Regions from separate parts of the Mus musculus genome. Here region 2 is linked to region 1. Evidence: chromatin loops called from intact Hi-C (ENCODE). Cell type or tissue: left cerebral cortex. All regions are shown on one strand. Each heading gives the region's core, and the rest is flanking DNA. Links, peaks and the distances in the headings are about the cores only.

Region 1 (11,148 bases), core at 1,188-9,187:
CTGATGGAAAGCCACTAAAACCCACAGTGATATTGACCAGGAGCTGGCTGTGAGCCAGGACAGATAACAGATTAATGAATGTTTTAAGAACAGAGCTGGTCTTATATGCTGAAAGCCTAATGTAACCCTGAAGCAAACACAAGGTGCGGTATTCTCAGGACACAAGGTCCACACCTGCCCTGGAGCCCCCTTAGCGTCTGTCTGTCATGCCCATGTATGTCAGGACTGTAGCTGGGGGCCTAAAAAACAAGCAGATAGGACCAAATGCTGTTCTGGCTTCAACCACTTGAGAGACATGGTTGCTAATAGGTCCACTTTAGATCAGAAGTCTTATTGAACAAACTCAGGCCTTTTCTTCCCCGGAGGAGGTTTTAATTCCTGGAAATGAGCTGTGGATATACATTTTTACAATGGCGGTTCAGGGGCTGCAGGGATGGCTCCAGTTAAAGCATTTGCCACACAAGTGTGAGGACTTGAGTTGACTTGAGCCCAGCACCCAGTTTCTTATTATCCCAGCACTGGGGGTGGGGGACAGAAAGGAGGCCCTCTGGGGCTTACTGGCCAGCCAGTCTAGCTGTATTATTGAGCTCTAGGTTAGGTGAGTGTCCCAATCTCAAAAATAAGGGTGCATAGAGATTTGCTTGGTGACAATCCCTGGCCTTCACATGCATACACGCACATAAACTTGTGTATGTACTCATGCACACATACAAGCACACACATGAATATGCACATGAAAGTGTACATACACGTGGATGTGCAAGCACACACATGAATGTGCAAACACACATACCTACACACATACATGCATGCATGAATGCACAAGCACATTCATACACAGACATGCTCACACACAGGCGTGAGCACGCTCACGCACACATACACACACACACATACATACTCGTGCACACAGTTGCTTCAAGAAGCACAGCAGTATGCTGCCCTGTTCCAAGCTTGCTTAGACCAGAACATCTGCTTTAATATCTCAGCCCAAGAGCGAGAGTCCCTAAGTTCACATCCTCCAGCTCCTTGCTTCCCAACCACAACTGTGTTCTTGACAGCTCTAATCTTCCGGGCTCAGCCTTCTGAGAGGTGTCATGCAGGGTGTGGCTTATCATTTGTGCTTCACTCTCAGTGGGTCACTTCTAGGATTCTTTCTGGAAAAACAAAACAAAACAAGCAAGCAAACAAAAACCAGTGCCTTACATTTGAATTTTAGTAGGCACCAAAACCAAGCAAAGGGGGTGACTCCGAGTGATAGAAAGTGTTTGCCACCTGTAGGTGGAGCATCCCAGGATCGGGTGAGTGGTTAGGACTTGGGGGGAGTGGTGTCTTCTAAATACAGATAGCTAAGTCACATAAGTCCACAAGCTAAGTCCATAAGCCCACTGCATTAGTTTCCCCATCTTTTGAAAGAGATTAGAAAACAGAAATCAGCAAAATGGTTGCCTTACGTTGTTACCAGCAATGACAGACAGAGTAGCAGTGGGAGCAGCTGAGGCCCAGCCAGTGGTCTTCTACACATATCGTAATGGAGAACAGCTGGCAGGTGCCAGGCACTGTGCTGGGGCTTGGAGGAGGATGACGTCACTGAATCTTTACAAACATCTGGCATAGATAGCAGGTTGTCTTCTGGGATTTTTACACCTGCATTTACACGGGGTCTGCCCAGGAGCACACGGCTAGCCTGAGGCCTGAAACCCAGCCCCAGGACAGGCTGTGTTGAAGATCAGTGCTTTACAGTATTTTCCCAAATAGAGCTTGAGGGAAGAGACTACGCTACTGAGGAGGGAGGGGTTTTGTTCCTTTGATGGACTCCTCTCAGTAACTAACAAAGTGATAGTTTCTTCTGATCAGAAGTCACTTGCCTGTGCAATGGGGTTGTTAGGGCCCAGCTGTGTGGCTCTCCAGCTCCCCACACCTGAGGCCCTTGCCATCTGGAAGTGTTAGTCTGGGTTTGTTCTAAGGCAGATTAGATTGCTCCCTTCCCAGGCAGGTGTGGGGAGCCAGCTTTTTCTCAAACTCTCAGCAAAGGGATCTCATACATTCCAACACGTGGTGTCTGCTGTTCAGTGAGAGACTTGTCGAGCTCTGCAGGTGTTGGCTGCAGACCTGGGTACACTTGACAACCTAAAGCCCTTATTATTCCGGAGGAGGGGCTGAGATGTCAGAAATCTTTAAACCAGATCCCCAGGAGACTCAGGTCTGTCTATTGAGGCCGGAATATAAACAAAGGAGTGGCTTTATTTGCCACATCTGCCGTGCCCTAGAGCTGACCTTTTGAGCAGATCTAATCGCAGAAGAGATTTTATGTTTCAACCTTGGCCCTGAGAGTTAATGCTTTAAGGGGTCACTGACAACCTGTTTGCCCGCCCCCTCAAGGCCGCCATAGACTGCCCACTGCCCGTCTTCATTCCTCTCTCTAGCCCTAGCCCTCCCTAGCCCAGATGGAGCACAGACGCAGAGCCGTGGGTTCCAGTGTGGCAGAGGATAAGGGTGCAAGTCACAGAAACCACTCAGGCCTGTGTCACAGAGCAGAATGACTGTCACCCGACTCTGCCCATACTTTACTTGGGACAGAGGTGCAACATCTCTGAGGCTTGATATTGTGAGATGTGTCCAAGTGTGGGGAAATACAGGAACCAAACAGGAAAGAAATGGCTGCTAAGAGGTCTTGGTCACTTGCTCAGGCCAGTGCTCCATGAAGTTGCCTGTAGGTCACCTCCTGGCACAGCCTAGTGCAGTTGCAGGGTTCACCCACTCCCAGGGTCAGCATGTGAACGTAGGTACATGGGCATACATCAGTGCAGTTGGAAACATTGCCACTTGAGCAGTCCCCAGAGCCCCACCCTCCCCTGGGGGTCCCTTCTTGCCAAACCACCTTAGAGGCAGTCTCATATAACTTTTCTGCTCGTTTGAATGTTTTTAACTCTACGTGTACAAGTGTTTGTGCACCGTGTGTCTACCTACCGATGCCAAAGAAGGCAGCGTGACCCGAGGAACCAGAGTTACAGATGGTTGTGAGCCACATGTGGATGCTGGGACTCAACCTCAGGTGCTCAGGCAGAGCAGCCGGCACTCCTCCCTGGGCCCCCCAGCCCTCCTCCCTGGGCCCCCCAGCCCTCCTCCCTGGGCCCCCCAGCCCTCTTTATGCTCATTTTAAAAATGTATCTTTTGGCTCAGATGAAATTATCCAAGTGCAGGTTATAAAGAATTTACCAGAACTATGTCTTGTGCCTTTGGGCTAAGAGGTGACAGAGTGCTCAGTACCCAGCACTGAGCTTTGAGGAGGTGAGAGAGGCTGGCCTGGCCTTCAACAAGCTACTTCTCTGCTCTGATTTCAAACTGGAATGGCAAGTTCCTCGGGTTGTGAATTTAATCTTATCAGAACTGTTCGAGGAATATGTTGTTAGCCAAGAAAATAAAGTTCAAACCCTGAGAAAATGTTCCGTCTGTTTCGAAGAGAGTAGCTGCCTCTGGGATAGGGATGGGAGTGAGGGTGAGACACAGGAAGAGTTCTGCGGGAGCTCCTGGTCACTAAGTGAAGAAATGGCAGGAGAGGGCAAAGAGGGCCCTTTAAAAGAATGTAGAGCAGGAGAAGAAAAACAGCCGGTGTTAACCATGCAGGCCCCAACTTCCTGTGTCAGGTGAAGACAGATGGTTGTAGAAATGGCATCACGTCCCACAAAGGGAATGTTTTTAGCGCGTCAAGTAAATCCGGAGTGGGGGCGGGTGGCTGGTCCCAAATGTAGACTCTTATCAAAGGCATCCTATCTGTGCATACATTCCAGCTCCTCCCAGAGAGAAGGCCCTGGTAGAAATTAGCTCCAAAGTGCACAGGTTGGGGTGGCAGCTGCATCTTGTGGTTTTGGCGGCTCAGACCAGAGGAGGTAATCTATTTGAGACATCTATAGAAGAAAAAAAAAAATGAAGTTTGCTGAAGAGAGGCTTTGGCTCAGGGGGGAATGGGAAGTGGGGGTCTCTCTGAGACTCTACTCCTCAATCCTACCACTCCTCAGCCCCCTGAACCAAGCAAAGCAATATAACACACCTTGTATGGGAGAGAAGCTGTGGGTGGGACTGAAGGGGAGAGTGGGACTATCTGCCTAACATTGCTCCTTCTTGGCCTTTATCACAGAAAAGGGTCAGCCTCCTGCGGCTACAGGTCCTGGGGCTGATGGGCAACCCACCCCACCCTGGATCACCATGGCCCGGCAGAAGAGAAGAGGAGCCCCAGACCTGCCCGTCAACCAGGAAGAGAAACCTGGGTCGAGGATCCTAAAGACAGAAACTGGGAAGCAAGCCAAGGTGGCCGAGAGAGCCCAGGTTACCACTCTTTTTCTGTGGCGTTCGGGGTGGGGGTGGGGTGAGGAGGGCAGCGATCTTGTGAGGGTGTGGTGGGAGCAGGTACCGCTGTGCTCACAGAGGTCCTGCATGAACATCACAGAGATGCCGTGCCTACCGTGATGGCTGACATGCGCAAAGGCAGTACGTCAGCTTGTGGACCCCGTGATGGAGCTAGCTGCCTCTTTGCCTGTGTGGGCTGGTAGAAATGCAGTGGCGCCCGAGGCTGCTCTGGCCTCCTAGGCAACGCAGCTCAGCCTCTGGAAAAAAATTGAAGACAGTTAAAACAACGGCTCCCTTCAGACACACGCTAATATGGTCACCAGCTCCACCTCAGCCCCTTGTGTGATGATAAATGAAGCCTGCTCTGGCTGCTGCCTGCTGGCTTCCCTTTTCCCTCACCTGGGGCTGCACAGCCAAAACCTGGAGTTGCATGTTGTATTCAACTGAAAACAGCTCTCACCAACCCCAACAACTGTGCTGATGCACCCTCTGCTAACCAGTACAATAAATGGGGTTCTGCTGTCTAGGAAAGGGAGCCTGCGCTGCAATAGGACCTGCTTCCCTTCCTGCTAATGCAATCCTCAGTTGTGTCTACACAGCTGAAGACCTGTATGTAGCATTGAGGAGGGGAAATTACAGTGCGAAATGTTAGCCCATTTCAGCTGCTGCCATATAGTGTGTATCATAAAACCATTCCCTACGGCTTTCACATAGAGTCCTCGCTCTATACCATCTGGGGCTGAGACTGGGCTGTCCAGGCAAGCAAGGAGCCACCATGCACACGTGGGCTGCAGGAGGCTGGCACAAGTCAGCTCTGGCATTTTGGTGGGTGATGCCGGTGCACAGAGCCCCTTTCCAGAAAGTGCCAGCAGCAGGGTGCATCTTGGAAGAGACATTTTGTAGCTAAGACACTTGGAGTATTTACCCACTCTGAGTCTGTTATCCTTGGGCAGCACCTGTCATTTTGTGTCTCCGTAGGAGTCTGTGAAGCAGGGTGACTTCGTCCGGAGCAAATCTTTCCTGATGACCCCTGCAAAGCCTGCTGTGACCCAGAGGCAGGGGTCAAAACTGAACCTCAAGGAAGGGCTACAGAGAGGAATCTCACTGTCCCATCAGAACTTGGGTATGAGACTGGCTTTTATTTCCAAATACTTTGGCACACACTCATGCACGCGCACACAGATATATATATTTACACATACACACACACATATATATATTTCTTCCTATGATTGGAGTTTGTGTTATTGAATCATTTTGCCATGTTGAGCAGTGTTTTTTTAATGTAGTCCCCCCCCCCTTTTTTTGAGAAGGAATTTACATGAGATAACGGTCACCCATATCCAGTGTGCATTTCAGTGGATGTATTTAACGGTGAGATTATGTGTATTTGCGGAGTCCCACCACCCTGGTAGCAATCTAAGAATAGAACATCCCCCTCACACTGGAAGGAAACCTACTTGTCACATTCCCTACCCTGGGGGTAGGTAAGCACTAACCTACTTTGTGTCTCTGTGAGATATCCCTTTTTGGGAATGTGAAATCATAAAACACAGGTCCCTGTCTCTGCTGGTTTTGAATGCAATTCTGAGCTCCGGGAGGTGGTATTTGTCACCTCAAATGGTGGATGAGCCCGGAGTCTCCTGCACACTAATCACATACTCTCCCGTCGAGTGACATCCCGAACCTAATATTTTTTAATTTTTTATTTACTTTGTATTGTGGTCAAACGACACGAGACTTGTACTTTACTAGCCATCTTAATTGGGTGGTTGTGAAGGTGGTATGCTCGGTCCCTCGTGCAGCCTACCTCTGGTGTTCTGCAGTTAGACCCTGAACCTTTCTAGACTCACTTTGCCTCCGGAACCACCTAAGCCTGCTCTGAAACTCTTCCAATCGTATGTGCTCCACACTCGATGCTTCAGTCTTCACTCCTTTATGCACTGAGGGATTGTGTGTCCTGGAGCACAGTGGAGACTGGAACGTATATTTAAAGCTATAGGAGAGGCTTAGCGAAAACCCACACTGGGTCTCTTGCTTTTGTCTGTTTTGTCTCCCAGCAGCTCAGGCTGCAGCGACCACAGAGAAGGAACTTCATCAGCTGAAGAGGGCCAGTTACGCCAGTACAGATCAGCCATCCTGGATGGAACTCGCCAGAAAGAAATCTCAAGCCTGGAGCGACATGCCCCAAATCATAAAATAGATTGGCAGGCTGCTGGGGAAGGAGGTCCACTGGACCGACGAGCCACTTAGTTTTAAACTGCCAATAAATCTTGGCAAGCAGACTGTGAAACTTACGATTGATTTTTGTCAACGGCTTCTGATGTGCTCCGAGAAGAGAGAGGAACCAGGGGGAACGGAGAAGACCAGCAGACAGCCTCAGTGCCGGGCCAGAGGGGCTGTGGCAAGAATGTTGCGAAGTTTAGGGGCGCCATTCCTGTGCTGAGATGTCAGCGTGAGCCTACGAGTCCCAGGTCTGCGCTGCCTCTTGCCATCAGCCAGTGCCTCTGGCCACCGTCTTGCCGTGGGCCATCGTGGTCTTTCTTGTTTACTAATAGGCATGATTGTTTGTGGTAAAGCAGGGATTCCCTTTACAAGAGCAGCTACCCACTTAACAATCCAGTTTCCTGAAGAAACCCACCCACCCCGAGAAGGAGAGGAAGGGACGTGGCAGGGTTTGTCAATTCATAGACTGTTTCCAAAAAGAATTTTTAAACTTTTCCACTAGGCATCTGTGTCCTGTGCAAAATGCATTGCCTGTTTAATAAAAAGTTTCAAACATGTTTCTGCTCTGTGCGTCAATATTATTTTTGCTCCTAGAGAACATCTTCCAATGCTGAGGGAATGCCCTTACGCCTCAGTGAAAATCCTGACTTGGTTGGGAGTTGAGTTTGTTGTGTATTAGCGAGGGGTGGGTGGTGGTGGTGGTAGGGAGTGGTTGGTTTTTATTGTTCTAACAAAACATTGGTGTTCATTTTAGGAAGAAAGAAGAATTTGTAGGATTTTTTTTTCATTTGCTCTACATATAACATTGCAAGAATATGAAAGTCTTAGGGGCCGTCTATCCTAGTTTGCTTTCCAGTTTGTTTATAAACATCATAACCAAAAGCGGCTTGGGAGAAAAGGTTTATTTGAGCTGACACAACCCAGGTCACAGTCCACTCAGGGAAGCCAAGGCTGGAACTAGGAGCAGAGATTGAAACACGAGCCACAGGGAAATGCTGCTTACCAGTTTGTTCCTTGTGGCAGGCTCAGCCTGCTTTCTTATACAACACAGGATCACCTGCCCAGGAATGTTGCCGCCTGAAGAGAGCTGGGCTCACTCACAGAGAATTCCCTTACAGACTTGACCATGTGTTGGCTAACGAGGCATTTTCTCAGGTGACCCTGGCTTGTGTCACGTTGCCAAAATACAATAAGTAAATCTAAGCGGGACACTATTGACACTTTATGGCATTTCACCCATCCAGCCTGCATATTTCTGTTGACAACAGGCTCGCTGGTACAACAGCCAAGAATGTAGAATGTGGCAAAATTGGGCTGGAAGAAAAGTTTGGGATCTCAGAGGTTCTGTGCAATGGCTCCTTAGCAGTTGCTTTAAAACAATTCGTTTGTTCCTCCCCACAAGCCAGTCTCTATGGGAGTTAATTCAGCTAGACGCAAAATCAGTCCGACCTCATGATATGTTTGTTCTATTATAACTTGATTTTATGTGTCCTAAGGGTTGCCACTTTTAGTCTATTTTTCCATTCTCATGAAAATTCTTTTCCTAGCTGTTAGTGCTACACAATTTTATGGCATCTGCCTCTGCCGAAGGAGTGTGGGACAGTTTCTTTCCACAGACAAATTGATTTATTAATGACATTCTCTTAGAGAACATAAATGCAAGAACTCTAAAGCTTTGGCCTGAATAGTTTTAACTAGAGAAAAATCAATTTGTCTGTATTTCTCTGGCCAGCAGAGCATTTCAGAGGAATGCTTTGGAGGCAGAGGCCTCACTACAGGAACAAAAAGACGTGGTTCAGTTTTGATTTGACTGTTCTCTGTGTTTCAGGGTGTGGTACACAGCAGGCTTAGGTTTTTAGGACATAGGAGAATTCGGTAGGATGGAGTCCTATAGCCTCTGCCCTCTGCACGGAGATTAGGCTCTGATAGAAGACCTGGAGGCCAGCCAAGCTTGGCCAGCCAAGGCTCGGTGGTGATGTAGAAGTCTACAGTGGTAACAATGGGGAAAGCGTGAGAGGAGTCACCAGACCCAGTTCTCCTGAGCAGAAGGAACGGGCATTGCTGGGAGTACATTAGCCACTTTAGTTACAACCCTCTCTTCCGTCCTTGGGGTGAGTATGCATTTCTGCTTTGTCGATGAAGTCGTTGAGGCACGTTGAAGCTAAGGCCATTGACGGCCTACGTTTTTAAACCCTACTGTAAATTGATATCTTAGTTAGGGTTTTACTGGTGAGCAGACACCACAACCAAGGCAACTCTTATTAGGACAACATTTAATTGGGGCTGGCTTACAGGTTCAGAGGTTCAGTCCATTATCATCAAGGTGGGAACATGGCAGTATCCATGAAGACATGGGGCTGGAGGGGCTGGAGGAGCTGAGAGTTCTTCATCTTCATCTGTAGGCTGGTAGAAGACTGGCTTCCAGGCAGTTAGGAAGAGTCTTAAAGCCCACACCCACAGTGACACACCTACTCCAACAAGACCACACCTACTCCAAGGCCACACCCCCAAATAGTGCCACTCCCTGGGCCAAGCATATACAAACCATCACAATTGACACCCCTGGTTTTGTTTTTCAGAGCTGAGACCTAAACCCTTGTGCCTCTAGGCAACCATCATACCACGGAGCTGAACCCCCAACCCTAGCATTCCTGCTTTTAAATCTCAGTCAGTACAGGAGTGAACCTTGCCCTCAGAGACATCATGGGAGCACACTGAGCATGACCTTGTGAACTCGTGGGTCTTAGGAACAAATGTGTACACCACGCTTTCTCCTTGGTGACCACCTCTGTCTTTGAGTTCCTTTAAAGGATAAGAGAATGTGCTGGCTTTTTGTTGTTGTTGCTGCTGCTTTAATTTGGCACTTTTAAATTTTCAGTGCACATGTACTTGAATAATTTGGCATGTTTCTAACTTGTGTGGGAGTTCCCTAGAAGCATCTCTACGATGGGGCCCAACCCCATGAAAACTCTATCTTTGTAGTGTGCCCACTTTTTCATAGGAAAGGGACACAATGAATAGACATTAAGTATGCAAAAATCAAGGAAAGGGGCTTGTTGGGACAACAGAGCCTAAGCCAGAGACTGGCTGTGGCTGAATGAGTTCTTGAGGTTGGGGTAGGGGGTGGCTGATGAGGTCATCTAATCAAATGGCTGATCCTGGCTAGAGTCATGGCCTAAGTGGGTGCGTTTGATGTGGCGTGAGAAGCAAAGAATGGAAGGCCTTTGGCTGGAGTTCTTGGTCCATACAGAAAGCATTTACAGAAATGGGGCCTGAGAGGGAAACCCACAGAAAAGAGGGCATCTTCCAGTGTGAGCACCTGTGGAGCCAGTAAATAGATACCCATGTCCACAGATTTGGGAGGTCTCAGTTTGAAACAGGACAGAAATTCAGGTCTGAAAGAGGAAGAGGGGGCTCTTGGGACTGATCTAAAAAGGTGCCCTGATTCTAGAGGTCTGGAAAGAGCAGATGTATCCAAATTGTCTTTGGAGCCAGGCAGTGGGGGCACACACCTTTAGTCCCAGCACTTGGGAGGCAGAGACAGGCAGATTTCTGAGTTCGAGGCCAGCCTGATCTACAGAGTGAGTTCCAGGACAGCCAAGGCTATATAGAGAAACCCTGTCTTGAAACAAGCAAACAAAAAAACAAAAAAACCGATTCAAATTGTCTTTAGAACAAGAAAGAGGCGGGGCTGAGAGAGGAAAGGGCAGGGTGTTGAGAGGGGAGCGTGCAGCCGTCCAGGCTGAGATCTGCTGGATGACGATGGTTAACGGACAACAAGAGTGGCTGGTGGCTCTGGGCACACAGAAGCCGTAGGTGACCTGGGTGAAAGGCCTTTTAAGGTACTACTGAGGTAGAGCAAGCCTTTTTTTTTTTTTTTCATGTCCACTGGCTGCCTCCACCTAAGGCGGCGTTTGAGAGGTCCGCATTGGTTGTGAGGAAGTTACCCTCTGGGATAGGGTGTTTCCAGAAGGGAGAATAGGTAGAGTGTTTAGAAGCAGGCCACAAGCATAACATGTTCTTCAGGACAACCTCCAGAGACAAGGACGCAGTTTCCAGGAAATAAGGCTGTTTTCTGGAGCAGACACTTTAGAGCCATTTATAGTTAAGGGTGTAGCTGGGGTATAGCCCAATCCTTGAGAAACAGATGTGTAATCATAAACAGGATTGAACCCAGTTTGTCTTTACTATGAAATGGCTCTTAGGCCTAAGACAGAGGCAGGCTGGTTCATCACTCTAACAGCCCACAGCCATCTGTGGTCTCCTCACCTTAAGAGAGCTGGGTACATCCATAAGGATAGCAGTGCATTTCATGCTTGGGAAACCCAATGCTTCCTCCATAATTCTTGGGCGTTTCTGCTCTCTCAGCTCTGTTCTGTGCTTGGGACCTCTGTAGATTTTTCTTTAATGACTGTTGCTGTCTTAACCCGAAGGTGGCTCCTTTGACAGTCTGTAGAATTCCATGTGCACATGTCATTCCCGTGTGCCTGTGTGTGTGTGTGTGTGTGTGTGCATGCACGCACACGTGTGTAGGTACAAATGCACTCGTGTACACATAGAAGTCAGGAGACTCCA
Region 2 (11,148 bases), core at 1,388-9,387, 140 kb after region 1:
AGGTCCCCTGCAAGAGCAGTCACTGCTCTTAACTGCTGAGCCATCTCCCCAGCCCCTGCACCCCATACATGCCCCCTGGTTTTCTCATTCAGATCAGAATACTTTCTAAGTTCCTATGTAATTTTTTCCCTTGACCCATGGGTTACGTAGAAATGTGTTTTTACATTCTTACCTATTTGAGAATTTCTCACAATCCCCACTGTTAACCAATCTCCACTTCAAACCCTCTGTAGTCAGAGAACACCATTTACGTGGTGGTGTCCCTTTCAGCCTTCTCAGTACTCGTTTGTTGGCTTCTGTGCTTCATGTGCGCCCAGAGGAAATGGATCCTGCCTGTATGCTTGCATGACATATTTTCATAGAGGTGTTTAGTAGGTTGAGTTGGTAAAATTACTAGAGTTTAGGGTTAAAGTTTTGTCTTCAGAGTCCCAGTGGGCTAGCCTCGGCTACACATCCAGATGATCATTGATGGGCTAGCCTCAACCACACCTCCAGATTATTGTTGATGAGAACAGAGAAAGGACTTTGCTTCAGTCAACACGGCCATGTGAGACAGAACAATTGAAGGGCTTCAGGACCCAAAGTCTGTCTCCAGGGCCTGATAGAACTTGGAGATTTGGTAGAAACGAGAAACAGAAGGGGCTCTGGAGTTTGCTTGACAGACTGTCAGGAAATCTGGTTCAGGCCAATGCTCTGAGATCTGTGTGTCTCAGTTCTGAATCTGCAAAGCATTCCTTCCATCCCTGTCATCATTTGAGGGGGCAGTCTGGTTTCTGGGTATGATTGCTCCTGCCATGGGGTTCAGCCTCAGCCTCTGAAATAGTTGCCTCCAATTGAGGGGTGATTTGCCCTGTGATTAGGGGGAAGTTTTAGTCCAATCATAAAGATACTCGTTGATCAGTTCTGTGTCTTCTGATGTCGAATGTAGCTGCTAAGAGGAGGAGTCAGGAGGAAAAGTAGTTAAAGCAGCAGGATAGAGCCAGAAAGGGGCCAGAATGGGGCCAGAAAGGGGCCAGAAAGGGGTCAGAAAGGGGCCACAATGGGGCAGGTGGGGAGGGAGGCTGGAGCCGGAGCTTCTACAGTGTGGAAGGCGCTCTGCCCTGTATCTGTACTAATCTAGTCGGTTGTCTGGATTTTAAACGGTGCGTGACCATACTTGGGCATCAGTAGTATCTTGGCCTGTTGCTTTTCAGCAGCTAAACCCTTAAGATATTTATATACATGTTAGTTATAAATCATATAGATGATGACTGAAAATGTATTTATTTCATATCCCATGGAGTTCAGTCATGATCCAACAAGAAAGGAGGTGGGTACGTTAGGGAGTAAAATACAACCTGTCCATAGAAGACTCGCATGACAGGTGCTTGGGAGCTCCTTGGAAGATGAGGGTCAGGGAAAGGAAGAAAGGGAAACGATGCGTGGCCACCATGGAGTAGGTTTATTGGCACAGAGGTCATAGGGCAAGGACATGTGACCACAGCATTCCTGAGATGTTCAGGAGGAAGCTGGTGAGTGGCTGGAGCTCAGTAGGGGGCGGTCGAGAAGAATAGGATGAAGGAACATGGGACTTTAGGTCACCACACAGCTCTACTTTTGCTCCAAGTCGAGGGGGCTGGCAGGTAATTTTTTTTTGTAATAACCAATGGTAAATATTTTCAGTTTTGTGAGTCATTCGGTCTATGTCAGAACTATTAAAATCTCCGTGTTCAGCCTGCAACTATCTGTGGATCGTATACAGTGAGGGTTATGATCATGTTCTAAGGAAGTATAGGACAGTGGGCCGGGGTCAGGCTTGCTGAATATCTCGCTCCAACATGGACAGCTCCTTGAAAGTTCCAAGCAGAGAAGCCACTTGACATATCATGATAGCTTTTTTTAAGTTATGTGTATGTATATATGTGTGCACATATTCGAACCATGTGTATACCTGGTACACTCAGGCCAGAAGGGAACAGAGGATCTCCCGTTACAGGAGTGACAGATTAAGGTTTTAAAAAGTTATATTCTTTCTCTCTCTCTCTGTCTCTCTCTCTGTCTCTCTCTCTCCTCTTTTGTGAGTGTATGAGTTGTGTCCGCTTGCATGTAATGTTTGAGTGCAGTGTTTATGTTGTGTGTGAGCGTGTTGTATGTATCAGCAGCTGTGTGTGTGCGTGTGTGTGTGTGTGTGTGTGTGTGTGTATGTGTGTGTGTGTATGTTCTGTGTCACACAGAGGTCAGAGCACAGCCAAATACTTTGTTCCTTGCTGGGGTGCCTTTACCCACTGAGTCATCCTGGGAGCTCAATACTCTTTTTTTTTTTTTTTTTTTTTTTTGATGAGGCCTTATTATGTGGGCCTGTTGGCCTTGAGCTAACAGAGATCCACCTACCTCTGCCTCCCTGCTGGGATTAGAGGCTTGCCATACCCAGTCTCCTCATGGGCACCAGTACTCTTTAACTGTAGACCTCATTTGAATTCCTTGCTGTTACTGCTATGGTCACTCTGTTTCGGCATCCCAGGTTGCATCCAGTCATCCTGAATCCACAGTTTCTTCTCACCGTGGCAGCTCCTTAGGAATCTGTACAGTCTTATGAGTCCTGGTCACCTGTGCGATAGCATCTCCGCTTGAATGTCTCACAATTGCACCTTAGTCACAGACCTTGCTGAGGTGTCAAGGCCTGCCATTTGAAAGGCACCCACTGGCGGCTTTATTAAGGATAGGGACTGTTGTCATGATCCAGGCAAGTTCTGGACTAGGCTATCCCACTAGGTTCCTGAAGAGGTGAGTTTATGAAGTGATTTGAACTGAAAGAGTGCTGGGGCCTGTGTGGGAATGTCTGCTGTCATCTGCAGATGAGAGGAGACAGAAAAGCTAGGACAGATCATTCAAATGAAGAAGAAGTAGTCGCCTTTTTTTTTTTTTTTTAATTTTTTTAGCCTTTTAACTTCCTCTTTCTGACTCACTATATTACAGCACACGACCGTTTTAGAAACTAGTAAAGCTCACAGAAATACTGTGGTATGTGTTTGCCTTTGCTTGAAGTTTAAAAAGTGAAGTATTTATGTGGGCAGTAGTACTCTTTGTCTCAGAGCAGAAAACAAGGTTTTTTGTTTTGTTTTGTTTTTTGTTTTTGTTTTTTTTGTTTTGTTTTCATAAGCTTTCAACCCCATTTTTGAACATGCTGTCTGTCCTCTTGGTCCTGCTGATTGTCAGGTACAAATTACCTTCCTGGAATTCTCACTGTCTCTTTAGTATGTAAAATCAAGTGTGTTTCTGGTGGTGGTGAACCTTCTGACATAAAGCAGCTAGAGAGAAGGGAAATGTCCAGTTGACCATTCTGAGACACTAGGCCGTAGACTCTGCAGGGTAAGGCTGTTGTCCAAGAGACAGAAATAAATGCCGTGAGCCCTGGCTTCTACCTGGTAACAACATTCTGCGTCAGTACAGAAGGAAGAATACCAACCGAGCTGCTGGAAAAATCTCAGACTCTGAGGGTTCTGAAAGGAGGAAGTTATGCAGAAACAACCCGAGGCAGCCTTTGCTGTGTCAGGACACTAGTCTCAGAGGAGTCAGCCTAAGACAGGAGGACAAAGGACATGAAGCCCAAACACTTCCAGAGTTCAGGTCAGATTAGACTTGAGCGGCATGCCTTAGTGGCCTCTTCAGACCCTTTCGTGTGGTATGTGGTCCGATATTAAATTCATGAGTTATTTAAAGCTGTACATGAAAATGCTTTCTCATTCTGTAAAGGCCTTTCTTTGAGACAGGGTGTCACTGTGTAGCCCTGGCTGGTCTGAGCTGTGGAGTCCAGTCTGATCTCGCACTCGGAGATCCATTTGTCTCTGCCTCGATGATGGCCTTTGACTGGTAATCAGTCTTTGCAGCCCACTTTGTTTACTAAGTTTAGGACTAAAGTACAGGTAGTCTCTGGTCCCTGCTGGTCTCCGTTTGCCTGGAGCACCTTTTGAATCTCCTCACTTTCTGTATATGTAATCAAAGATAATATGAGGCAGCATACTGGTGTGTGTGTGTGTGTGTGTGTGTGTGTGTGTGTGTGTGTGTGTGTGAGAGAGAGAGAGAGAGAGAGAGAGAGAGAGAGAGAGAGAGAGAGAGAGAATGAGAGAGAATATTAACCCACTCAGTCACTCTTTTTCATGGGAGAGCCGAATCCGTTTCCATCCACAGCACTCACTGATCGGTAAGGATTCCTTCTGCCATCATTCTCGTGGTTTTCTGGCTCAGCTGGCACTGTGTTCTATATTACTGCCTGCCTTTGTGGTTTTGTGCAGTTGAGCACTCTGAGCACTCTGAGCACTTTCTGATTGTGTTTCCTGCCTCTTCTGAAGAGTTTTGCTTTGCAGTCTCTGTGAGGCTCCCATAGAACAACCTGACAGCCCGACGTTGGCGGTGCACACACAGCTCTACGCCTTTGCCCCGCCACACACGCCTCTGATTGGAGTCTTTCCACCATTACCTGGTGTTTCCTGGATGCTTTGTGGTCACTATGGTCAATAAACTTTGTACTGAGGGCTGATTGCTTTAAAAATGCCAGCACAGTCCTAGAGAATGCTTCATGTGCCATTTACCACCAAGTTTGTTCTTTGATATCTTCCGTGCCTTAAAAAATGTGTATGGGGGCTGGAGAGATGCCCCAGCAATTAAGAGCACTGACTGCTCTTCCAAAGGTCCTGAGTTCAATTCCCAGCAGCCACATGGTGGCTCACAATCATCTGTAATGGGATCCAATGTTCTCTTCTATTGTGTCTGAAGACAGCTACAGTGTACTTGTCATATACATAAAATAAATAAATAAAATCTTTAAATAAAATGTGTATGGGCATTTGCCTGCTGCTATATCTGTCTGCTACTTGCATGCCTACTGTCCGAGGAGGCCAAAAGATGGTGTCAGATGCCCTAGGACTAGTGACAGGTGGTTATGAGGCACCGTGTGATTGCTGGGAATCAAAGCCAGGGCTTCTGGAAGGGATGGCAGCACTCTGAACCACTGAGCCATCTCTCCAGCCCGTAATGATAGGAGGACTTTCATTTCAGCTCAAAGAACTTTCTCTAGCTAGTGCTCTAAAGTGATGGACTTGGGTCCCACCCCCGTTTGTTTATATATTTAGACAATTGTACTGTGCACAGGGTATGGGTGGGCATGCTTGAGCCATTGCACACACGGCGACCAGAGGACAGCTTCTGGGGATGGGTTCCCCATGAGTCCGTTCCCCTTTTCCCTGGGAATTGAACTCAAACGTGGCAGCACATTGCCTTACCAATGAGCTACCTTGCCAGTCCTGTTTCTCCATTTCTGAAAGGCAGCCTTGCAGGACGATCTTGTCATCTTTCCCCTTCAGTTCCTTGAATATATTACGTCATTTCCCTGTCTTGTAGGGTTCCTGTTAGAAATCTCCTAATAGCCATATTGATATTCTTTATATGTGTTAGATTTCTTACCTCTTTCTGCTTTCAGGATTTTTTCCCTTTGTTTCTGAGTTTTGATAGTTGGGGTTGGATTTCACTGGTGGCTGCTTCTGCCCAGTACATGGATGTTGGCATAAGCACTGAGATGCTTAGTTTCCTGAGACAGGGTCTTACTGAGTTACTTAGGCAGGCCTTGAACTTAGGCAGCCTCCAGAGTAACTAAAATCATAGACCTGAATCACCATGCATGGGCAGATTTGTTTCTGCTTATTCTTGTGAATTAACAGCCATGTTTGATAGATCTTTCTGTAGAATTCACTATTGGAACTGTCACAACTTTTGCCAGGGGGGTGGCAGTGGAAAAGCCCGCCCCTGATTCCTCTGTCCCTGGAGTTTTTGTGGCTTGGAAATAGCTCTCTCTTCTGGCCATTCTAGGTGTTGCTTAGCAGGGATGAACACTATTTGGACTGGCATGAGAGATCTGGTAACAGTGTGGACAAAGTTGCTAGAGTCTCTGCTTGAGTGCCTTGCAAGTTGGTCCTGTGGCAACTTCTGGCCCAAGCACTCATAATCGAACTAATTGTAATCTGCAGTTGGAGAAGGGTGTAAGCCGAGATCCCAGTTTAGGCAGAGCTGCTGTTCAGAATGAGTGGGCAGAGAGCCCGTGCTCCTCAAAAATGTGTGCTTGAAGATGGCTTCCAGGGTGTGGCTGTGGTGTGGTTTGGTATACACTGTCTAAGCTCATACAGCTGTGGCCCAGAACTACTGTGTAGAGTGTGGGGCTGGGACTCTTGTCCCTGGGCAAGGTCTTTGTAAGGCTTTTTGTCTGCCAGGAGCTGCTGCTTTGGCTGCTGGGGGCAAGCATATCTGCTCTGAGATAGGGAGGTGAGCGTCTCTCTGTTGGGGTAGGACCACTGGAATGGGCATGAAGATCAGCTGTTTAGGGACTCAGGCTAAGCTGAATTTCCTCAGTGCTTTGTGAGCAGGCTGCCATGCCAGCTGTTAGATCAGGTGCTGCAGACGGCAGTTACACAGAGGTACTGCCACCATGACAGCATTTGCCACTGTGACTCCACTTCCTTTCTCTAAGTCCACCTGTCTTGGCTGCTATAGTTATTACAGCCAGTGTCCCCAAGATGAGACTAGAATGGGCCTCCTGGAACATTTCTCAAGATGCTAGGGCATCTAGATTCTTCTAGAGAATGGAACCTTGGGACCTCCTCTCCACATGGCCTTGGGCTAAAGGAGGGGCCACATTTCAGTAATTCTCCAAATGTTGGGATCTCTGAGATTGCCAGTTGAAATTTTCCTGGTGGAGAAAGGAGCTTGCTGCTTCTGGCTCCTGCTGATGTTCTGCCCTCTTAGGACCCACCCTTGCGTGTGTGTGTGTGTGTGTGTGTGTGTGTGTGTGTGTGTATGTTTGTGTGTGTGTATATATATATGTATATGTGTGTATATGCGTGTATGTGTGTGTATGTATGTATATGTATGTGTGTATGTATGTGTGTATGTGTGTTTATGTGTGTATATGTGTATGTATATGTGTGTATATGTGTATGTGTGTATATGTGTGTATGTGTGTATATGTGTGTATGTGTGTATATGTGTGTGTATATGTGTATGTATGTATGTGTGTATATGTGTGTGTGTGCAGCTTTTGTGTGCCCACCCCGAGGAGAGCGAAACGCCCTTGACCTTGCTCGTTGCTGGATGCTCAGCATGAGATGCTGTTTCCCTGATGTTTTTTACCTTGCTTTTCTGTGCGATCCACGTTATATTCAGCCGGGTGCTGCCATGCCGAGTGTTAGAACTGTTCCGCAGCCCGACAAGGAAAACCCACTCCTCTGTTTCCCTCAGCCCGAGCCAGCTGTCATAAATTTACAAGATATTTCTTATAAATGCAGTTTGTACACTATATATGGTCCTTTGCACTGTGGTTTCTCTTATATAATGTGTCTTCAGGATTCATACATATTTCAACACATAGAAGAAATATCTTGTTTTCAGTTGTTTGATTACTTAATATCTTTCCTTGTTTTTTGTTTTGTTTTGTTTTGTTTTTTTGCTATGTGATCTTATCTGGCTTGAACCTTTGTAGACTAAAATGGCCTCCAGCTTACAGAGATCCACCTGCCTCTGCCTCCCAAGTCCTAGGTTTAAAGGATGTGTATAAGCCAGAGGTCAAAGTCGGGTGTCTCCTCTGTCACACTCCACCTTAGCTTTAGATGATGATGGTGGTGATGATGATGAAGAAGAAGATGATGATGATGGTGATGATGATGATTTACTCTGTTATGCCTGCATGTATGTCTGCATGTCAGAAGAAGGCACCAGACCTACCTCATTATAGATGGTTGTGAGCCACTATGTTGTTGCTGGGAATTGAACTCAGGACCTCTGGAAGAGCAGCCAGTGCTCTCAAGCTCTGAGCCAGCTCTCCAGCCCTCCACCGTAGCTTTTAAAGACAGGTAGGCTCTGCCTTGGATCCTGGAGCTCACTAGCCTGGTTATTTAGTGAGGCCGGGGTTTGTCCTGCCTTCTCAACCCCAGCTTAGGGATTTGGGGCAAGTGCTGCTGTACCTGTTCTTCCGCCCATTCTGGGGATCTAATCCTTGCTCCTTGTGCTTACTGACTGAGCCCTCTCCAGCCCTTCTTTGCCTTTTATGCCTATTTAATTCTCTTCTGTCCAAGCATCCCATTCCTGGGACGTGCATATCCCAGTTTTCAATTCACAGTTGAGTGGTTACTCTTCTTTCATATGGTTTCCATTTGCTGTTTAAAATGTCTTAGGCAAACTTAGTGAGCAGCTCTGAGTGCCCATCCCTATGACGCCAGCCACAGAGGGAGGGGCCGGAGTCCCACTGAAGAGGCCTGGCTAATGGAGTCCAGTGCTTTCAGACTGCTCACGGGTTCAGCTTTCTTCAGAGGAGTCCCACCCCACCCCACAATCTCCAGTAGATACCAGAACGGTTCAGCTCTCCATCCCAAAGGACACCAGCCACAGTTATTTAAACACATTTTCTGTAGATATGTTAATAGGTAAGGGTGGTGGGAAGCGTTCTGTGTGGTTGCATTTTGTATTGCCCATAAACCAGCTTAAAGCTCACATAACGTAACAGACCTGTGTTCACAGGAAATCGGTGGCTTTCGGCTTCAGATCAACCTGCCAGGAGCAGAGGGTTGCCTTTCTGTATTCCTTTGCTTGAGCTAGCCATATCACCATGGCTCTTCAAGTATTTGTCAACCTGAGTTTCAGGATGTTTCTGAGTACACTGTGGTCTATGTAAGCCATGCTTGGTTACAGTCTCCAGAATCATACTCTCAGATACTCTTCAGTCAAGCATGTGGGTGATTATTTAAGAAAGAGTCACTGACTGTTGGCCTGAGCCAACAGGGGAGAGGATTAATAAAAGCTGGAATCCAGTCAACAGAAATCAAAGTTAAATTAGGCAAAAACTATTAGTTTTTAATGAGATTTTTTTTCCTTGTTAAGCTATTTCTTTATACCTGCCAGCATTAGATGCTTGACAGTCTTTATAACATAGCTCAAATTTTATATATCACTGTTTTCTCTTAATAGTTGACAATATTTGAGTTGTCACTGAGTTTCAAATGGATAGAGAGTTGTGCTGGCTAGTTTTATGTCAACTTGACACAAGCTAGAGTCACTGGAGAGGAGGGACCCTCAATAAGACCAGACTGTAGGTAAGTCTATGGGGCATTTTCTTAGTGACTGATGCATGAGGTCTCAACCCATTGTGGGTGGGGCCACCCCTGGGCAGGGGATCCTCGGTTCTATACGGGAGCAGGCTGAGCAAGCCATGAGGAGCAAGCCAGTAGGCAGCATCCATCTGTGGCCTCTGCATCAGCTCCTGCTCACAGGTTCCTGCTCTGTTTGACTTTCTGCCCTGACTTCCCTCAGTGATTGACTGTGACCTGGAAGTGTAAACTAAATTAACCCTTGCCTTCTTGGTTTGCTTTTGGTTGTGGTGTTTCATCACAGCAATAGTAACCCTAAGACAAGAATATCAGATTTTTCAGGTGTTTGTGTATTTGTTTTTGATGGTGCTGCAAATCAAACCCAGGGCTTGGTTCATGTAAGGCAAAGGCTCTACCATTGAGCTACACCCCTAGCCTAGATTTTTAATTGCTTATAATTGAAGCATACCCTTTATTTTAAACTGTGGTTATCCTCTCCTGATTTGAGTTTTCAGTATCAATATAATAATACAGGATGACTCTACTTTTTATTATATAGGTTTATTCAATATAGTCTCTAAGGTGTCTTCCCCCTCGCCCCCCACCCTTAATAGAAGAGAAAAAAAAAGCTGAGAAGCAACACAGGTGTAGCTGCAGAGGTGAATCTTGAGTCTCAGTTTTGGTTTCATGGTTCTGCTTACCGCCCACAGGCTGCTTCCCTGCTGTGCACACACACACTTAAAGGCTCAGATGCTTCGGGAGAACAAGAAGTGCTTCATGTTCCCTTTTTTTATATTTTTTTATTACGTATTTTTCTCATTTACATTTCCAATGCTATCCCAAAAGTCCCCCATACCCTCCCTCCCACTTCCCTACCCAACCATTCCCATTTTTTTTTTTTTTTTTGGCCCTGGCGTTCCCTTGTACTGGGGCATATAAAGTTTGCGTGTCCAATGGGCCTCCCTTTCCAGTGATGGCCGACTAGGCCATCTTTTGATACATATGCAGCTAGAGACAAGAGCTCCGGGGTACTGCTTAGTTCATATTGTTGTTCTACCTATAGGGTTGCAGTTCCCTTTAGTTCATTGGGTGCTTTCTCTAGTTCCTCCATTGGGGGCCCTGTGGTCCATTCAATAGCTGACTGTGAGCATCCACTTCTGTGTTTGCTAGGCCCTGGCATAGTCCCACAAGAGACAGCTATATCTGGGTCCTTTCAGCAAAATCTTGCTAGTGTATGCAATGGTGTCAGCGTTTGGAAGCTGATTATCGGGTGGATCCCTGGATATGGCAGTCTCTAGATGGTCCATCCTTTCGTCACAGCTCCAAACTTTGTCTCTGTAACTCCTTCCATGGGTGTTTTGTTCCCAATTCTAAGAAGGGGCACAGTGTCCACACTTTGGTCTTCATTCTTCTTGAGTTTCATGCGTTTAGCAAATTGTATCTTATATCTTGGGTATCCTAAGTTTTGGGCTAATATCCACTTATCAGTGAGTACATATTGTGTGAGTTCCTTTGTGATTGTGGTTCATGTTCACTTTTAATCAACTAGTAAATCAAGTTGATTAGATCCAGTGGTTGAACATAATAAAGCGTACATGTTTGCTTACTGTAATAGTAACTCAGGACATTTAGAGGTGGTGTTTCATAGAGCAAGTGTCTAAAACATTAAAATGGTATTTCCAGTGTGTGATTCATTATTTGGCCCACTTTGAGTTTGGCATTAAAAGTGAAGTAAGAGGCTGGAGAAACTGCTCAGCAGTTAAGAATACTGGTGACTCTTCCTGAGGATCCGAGTTCAGCTCCTAGCATTCATTCACTCCAAGGCTTATAAACATCTGTTACTCCAATTCCAGGGGAACTGATGCCCTCTTCTGGCCTCCAAGAGTAGCATGGACGTGTACTATATATACCACACACACATGCACACATACATACATACATGCATACACACATACACAGCACACACACATACACAGCACACACACATACATAGCCCCCACCCCCCCACACACACAGAGGCAGGGTAACACACATACAAATCTGT

Evidence for each region. Hi-C counts contacts between places; a loop is a spot of excess contacts. Peaks named below come from ENCODE experiments on the same cell type or tissue, not always from the same donor. Only the 100,000 strongest peaks of a DNase experiment are listed, where the experiment ranks them.
Region 2: it touches region 1 in a loop (2.0-fold over the local background); 3 of 42 quality-filtered maps call a loop at or near these places.

The regions. Positions count from the first base shown.
Region 1 is chr1:37,607,659-37,618,806 of GRCm38, reverse strand. Cracdl (capping protein inhibiting regulator of actin like) reads left to right here. Exons shown (of 10, transcript NM_028096.1): 8 at 4,139-4,326; 9 at 5,326-5,470; 10 at 6,411-7,131. The coding sequence ends at 6,550. It overlaps 4930556I23Rik (a long non-coding RNA gene), which reads right to left and starts at 4,300. Exons shown (of 2, transcript XR_373329.1): 1 at 4,240-4,300; 2 at 3,434-3,908. In left cerebral cortex, for the core only: a CTCF peak has its summit at 1,245; DNase peaks (open chromatin) are centred at 3,711, 4,525 and 5,839; H3K27ac peaks cover 1,651 bases.
Region 2 is chr1:37,466,625-37,477,772 of GRCm38, reverse strand. All of the region lies in intron 5 of Mgat4a (mannoside acetylglucosaminyltransferase 4, isoenzyme A), which reads left to right. Among named protein-coding and RNA genes, the nearest start is that of Gm39627, 31 kb to the left of the region's middle. In left cerebral cortex, for the core only: a CTCF peak has its summit at 5,833 (motif pointing left); DNase peaks (open chromatin) are centred at 3,475 and 5,853.